2 separate regions of the Mus musculus genome follow, and region 2 is linked to region 1. The links are chromatin loops, found by intact Hi-C in ENCODE. Cell type or tissue: heart. All regions are shown on one strand. Links, peaks and the distances in the headings refer to the core of each region. The heading gives the core; the rest is flanking DNA. Region 1 has its middle 20 kb from the start of Gm33970. Region 2 has its middle 48 kb from the start of Gm23934.

The links. A loop is a pair of places that touch in the nucleus more often than their neighbours do. Peaks named below come from ENCODE experiments on the same cell type or tissue, not always from the same donor. Only the 100,000 strongest peaks of a DNase experiment are listed, where the experiment ranks them.
Region 2: it touches region 1 in a loop (2.7-fold over the local background); 4 of 42 quality-filtered maps call a loop at or near these places.

What each region holds. Positions count from the first base shown.
Region 1 is chr1:80,017,311-80,020,230 of GRCm38, reverse strand. No RefSeq gene overlaps it. Among named protein-coding and RNA genes, the nearest start is that of Gm33970, 20 kb to the left of the region's middle. In heart, for the core only: no CTCF peak of the experiment used is centred there; a DNase peak (open chromatin) is centred at 1,360.
Region 2 is chr1:80,086,049-80,088,968 of GRCm38, reverse strand. No RefSeq gene overlaps it. Among named protein-coding and RNA genes, the nearest start is that of Gm23934, 48 kb to the left of the region's middle. In heart, for the core only: no CTCF peak of the experiment used is centred there; no DNase peak of the experiment used is centred there.

The DNA.
Region 1 (2,920 bases), core at 204-2,703:
TGGTGAATAAAGTGAGTGGATGAATGGATGAATGGATGGATGGATGGATGGATGGATGGAGCATGGATTAACACTTTCTCTGAGTAAATGAAGATTTGCATAAAGATTGCTTAGCTATGATAATTAATCTTGATTTTTCAATTTGATTATATTGAGAGTTACCTAAAAGACAAGTAAAAGGTCTGGAGAAAATTAAACAGTGAAAACCTCGGATATGAATGGGCTGTCTCCCCGATGCCCCATATAATGGCGCTATTGGGCGGTGGCAAAGGAAAGGGGTGCAGCCTTACTGGTGGAGGCAGGCCATTGAGGATATGTCCTTTTACAATGTTTCTCCTTAGTCTCTTCTAATTTCCCTTCTTTCTGAGTACCAGCCACCATGGGCGAGCTGCACTGTTCCATCAAGTCTGCCAAGGGATGGGCAGACAAACCTTTATGTTGTTTTCAAGACTTTGCGTCTCATCCTTGCAGAAGCAGCTGATGCATATGCATTGTGCTTCAGCTGCCTCATTTTCATAATTAACTCACCTCAGCTGCAGACTTTTCACACATGACTCCCAGAGAACCAACTAGAAAACTAGATTTTTGTCATCCTCTGTGACTCCGTGTCATGGATTTCTGCAGGCCAAATGGCTTGCCGCTGCCAGGATCCAAGCTCTTATAGAGAAAGTAGCTTTTCCTGGGAGGCTGAACCTCTCTGAAGTCTGTGCTATGTTTATTTATCAGTAGTGCCTCTGGCCTGGATACTGTGATAGCCAAGTCTAAGCCAGATGAACATTTTTTTATCAGATAGTAACCTCATTCTTCATGATTGGTTTATACCACCTTTGAATCTAATTATTTGCCTGGAAGAGCCAAAGGTGAGGGAGGGAATCCTGATTAACATTATGTGGAGTTTGACAATACCAAGTCTTTGTGCACACATTCAACATAGAGGCTACTTTACTACTAGAAGCACAAACCACTCTGCATTTTGTTTCTCTGTAACACTCAATGTTTAGGAAATTGATGAGCATGTAAGAAAAAAACAAAAAACAAAACTAGGGATGAAGCTTAGTGGTAGAGAGCTTGCCTGTAATGCAGGAGATGCTAGGTTGAATCCGCAGTCACACGAGTGTATACACACACACACACACGCATGCAAATGCTGTGCACAAATTTGTTAGTTACTAAGCTAGGCCATTTGGGAAATAGCAGTTCTGGAAGCCTATGGCAGGAAATTAGGTTTAGAATCCAAGAGAGTGAGCTTTTGGACTGGACGTCATTGGTACAGGGATATCTTTCTGTAAAACAGAAAAAGAAAAAAGAATCGACCGCTTGACCTTTTGACCTTAGGCACCCCTGGGACCACAGAGACTCTGCAGCTGTTGCCTTTCCTGGGCTCGTCACCAAGAAACATAGCTGTGAAGGCCAGTTTTGAAGAAAGAAACAATGTGCTCTTATCCAGAAAGGATGGGCGAGCTGCTTCTCAGGCAAACAGTCCCAGGGCTCCTGTCTTTCAGGGAAATTACTAAACCACAGCCAAACCACAAAAGTCAACTTCTAAAATAGCTTCAGACAAGTTCTAAAAAAAAGTAATTAAAGGGACATCAGAGTTCTTAGAGCCCACCCCCACCTTACTCCCCATCCCCAACAGCATTCCGCTGTCACTGGAAGACCTGGGAGCATAGGCGGTTGAATCAGTCATACTCAACAGCTGAGCCACGTAGGACTGACGTCAGCAAACGTGTACCATAGATAGAACAAGGTAAATGGAGGAGGGGCACTTTTTTCATAGATCTGACAAGTATTTGCTAAGGCCAGGAGTAAGTGCCACACATTGTCCTCGCACACTTGATCACTGCCCTTATGAGATTCAGTCTTGTGAAGAAAACAATCCCATGAACAGTGGGTAGTTATAATCATGATAAGAATAGCAATGCTATTTGACCATCTATGAAAAGAGGGATTGTCTCAGTCGGGGGATTTAGGTGAGATGGCTTAAAATAAAAGAAATTTTAGTTAAGTTCTTAGAAAAGCTGAGTCTTGATCAGCTAGATAGTAAATGAGAAGAAGTATTCTAGTAGGAAACTGTACACATAAAGGCCTCACAGAGATAACATGGCTCATGAAAGGGAGGGTAGATGACTTAACAGTGGGAGGTAGAGGGGTGACTGTGTAGTTACTTTCACAAGTCAAATCTTCAGGGCTCCAAGATGGGAAAGGTAATATACACAATACAATCAAATTGTCATTTGAAAAGATCAGATGTGGGCTGGAGAGATGACTCAGTGGTTAAGAGCACTGACTGTTCTTCCGAAGGTCCTGAGTTCAAATCCCAGCAACCACTTGGTGGCTCACAACCATCCGTAATCAGATCTGACAGCCTCCTCTGGTGAGTCTGAAGACAGCTACAGTGTATTAGATATAAATAAATCGCTTGAGCTGGATTGACCAGAGCAAGTGGGGCCAGAGCAAGCAGGGCCATGTACTCATATACATTAAATAAATAAATAAATAAATAAATAAATAAATAAATAAATAAATATCAGGTGACTTAGTCATTGACATCACTTCCCCCAGGGGAGCATCTCAGACCAGTTATTCATGAGGAAGTTGAGTCCAATGTTTGGATTATGGACCCCAGATCTTGGACACAATGAACCTTGCAGGATCTAAGTATCTACCGTATCTTACCTATCTCTTGGTACTTCTCCTCTACATTCCAAAATGCGTACCAGGCAACTCCTTTAAATCCTAATCTCTTCCCTCTGGCCCCTGGCCTTCAAGCAAAATATAGAGCCTTAATCTGTATCCCATTTTTACTTTCAGCCCCATGAAGTACGAATTTAGAAAAATGAAGTAAAAATCTTTCATACAGCTCAGTGATGTTTTCAGTTGCTTGTTCCCAGCCCTCTTGGAAAGTTCCCTGTTCCTTTTA
Region 2 (2,920 bases), core at 295-2,794, 69 kb before region 1:
TTAAGGCTAAATGAGGTTATAAAATGCTTCCTTTTGCGCTGCTGCAACAGAACACAGATGGAGTAATTAATAATGAACAGAGACGTATTGCTCACTGGATAGAGGCTGCGGAATCTAAACACAAGATGGCTACATCTGGCTCAGGGTTTCCAGCTGCTTCCCCACATAGCAGGATAAGTTAATCAAAAAGGAGGGTGAGCCCCATGCATGTCTCCACATATTAGAAGAATAAAGGAGAGAGCACCGATGTTCATAAGCCCTTTTATAGCCATGTAACTTATTAAGTAGGGCAGATGACATGTTCAAGGCCTAATCACTCCTCAGTGCCCGGTGGTCTCCCAGTGGGGATCACATTTCCAACATGGGAAAGTTGAATGACACATTCAGGTCAGGGCAGAGTGGAGACCACACATCCATGGGGAGTAGTGTCCTTACAAGAGGAGATGCCAGGGAGTCTTGTCATCCTCATTCTCCCGTTGAGAATGTGCGCAGAGAAAAGGTTGTCATGGTGTTATCAATGTGACTGCCTCTGGAATCAACTAAAACAGACACTTCTGGGCGGTCCTTTGCGGAATTATCTGTTGATTATTTGAAGCAGGAAGAGCCATCCTAAATGAAGGTGGCACCCTCCTGGTGGTAGTCTACATAAAAGGATTGTGGTGTAGTTGGGAAAACCGTCCTTTGCCTGCTTGTGCTCACTGGGAAACGCATCTGCTATTGTCTTAGAACAAACTTCTTTCGGCTTCCAACTTAGATGGAAGACCAGCATCTCTGCTGCAATCTTCCAGGCCTTCACTGCTGAGACATCCCGCCTCATGGACTGAGGAACTAATGAATTCTTGGCTTCTCTACTGTGAGACAGCCACTGTTGGACCATGGGGGCCCCATCCTATAAGCCAGTCTAATTAATCCCTTTTTAATATCTATGTCTTTTTTCTATCGGTTCTGTTCCTTTAGAGAACCTTAGCTAACGCTGCGTGAGAAAGTCTCTCTGCCAGAGAGAAAGCCCTTGTCAGAAACCAGATCTGCTGGCATTTGATCCCAGATATCAGATCTGGGAGAAAACACATCTTTGCTGCTTAAGTCACACAGCCTGTAATATTTTATCATGCAAATCAGAGCAGACAAATACAGGTCCATTCTCTATTTCCAAAGGTTGGCTTTGTTCTTAGTACTCAGGTCACAGTCTACATCCTGGTGACATCCTCCTAGTTCCTTCATTGTAGGAATCTCTGCCTACCTGGGGACAGTTGAAAGGACAGAATCTAAGGCAGACCACTTCTCTGGAGCTTCTTTGGGTCCCATTTCTCTTGTAAGACATTCATTTATCTCCCAGTGAGCCTCAGAAATTACTTTATCCTTCTAATAACCAGCTGGTTCCTCTAAAATGACCCAGGAAAATGAAAGCTTTCCCAACCCAACAGGAAACATAACCCTTGGGTAGCAAGGAAATGGAAAATCTGATTGTCCCTATGAAACAACTCGGCTTTTTATTTGTTTAAGCTAATTTGCTTGAAGCTGGAATAATTGCCCAGCAATACCGTGTGTATAGACTAATAAATAAAAGGATGTTATTTTCTCCTGGGCATTGTTTAGAGGTAGCAGGCAATGAGGGTTAGAGAATCTTTAAAATCCTTTTTCCTCAAAATTAGTTTTGAATTGTCATTATTGTGTCCAGGTTCAGTCTTTGAAAGTTTTCTTTACAAGTGCAAAACAAAGCGAAATATGAATAATAAAAATTGAAAATGTAAACCAAGCAATTTTAAAAAGCATACTTAGGAAAACACTAAGAGGAGAGGGCAAACATAACTTACTGACAGTGATGGTTGCCTTCCTCTCTGTTTGCATTTTGAGTCAGGCACAATTCTAAGCATCTATAATAAATGCTTCTTTTATCGTCTAATCAATGAATCTTGAAAACAGGTGGCAAGCAGGAATTTATAACATTCTAAGAATTTTGCAAAAGAAAATAACCTTTGCATGGTAAAGTAGGTGGTTGAAACTATCACACACTCATTGAAGAGAGTCAAGGAGAAATAGCAGTGTTCAGAGAATACAAAGACCAACATTCTATAGGTTCCACTTCTGTGCCTAATCCTGACTTTAGCAAGTGATTTTTTTTAAATTTTTAATATTCTTTATGACATATTTTCCTCAATTATATTTCCAATGCTATCCTAAAAGTCCCCCATATCCTCCCCCCCCCACTTCCCTACCCACCCATTCCCATTTTTTTTGGCCCTGGTGTTCCCCTGTACTGGGGCATATAAAGTTTGTGTGTCCAATGGGCCTCTCTTTCCAGTGATGGCTGACTAGGCCATCTTTTGATACATATGCAGCTAGAGACAAGAGCTCCGGGGTACTGGTTAGTTCATAATGTTGCACCTACAGGGTTGCAGATCTCTTTAGCTCCTTGGATACTTTCTCTAGCTCCTCCATTGGGGGCCCTGTGATCCATCTAATAGCTGACTATGAGGATCCACTTATGTGTTTGCTAGGCCCTGGCCTAGATTAACAAGAGACAGCTATATCTGGGTCCTTTCAGCAAAATCTTGCTAGTGTATGCAATGGTGTCAGCGTTTGGAAGCTGATTATGGGGTGGATCCCTGGATATGGAAGTCTCTAGATGGTCCATCCTTTCGTCATAGCTCCTAACTTTGTCTCTGTAACTTTTTCCATGGGTGTTTTGTTCCCAATTCTAAGAAGGGGCAAAGTGTCCACACTTTGGTCTTCATTCTTCTTGAGTTTCATGCATTTAGCAAATTGTATCTTATATCTTGGGTATCCTAAGTTTTGGGCTAATATCCACTTATCAGTGAGTACATATTGTGTGAGTTCCTTTGTGATTGTGTTACCTCACTCAGGATGATGCCCTCCAGGTCCATCCATTTGCCTAGGAATTTCATAAATTCATTCTTTT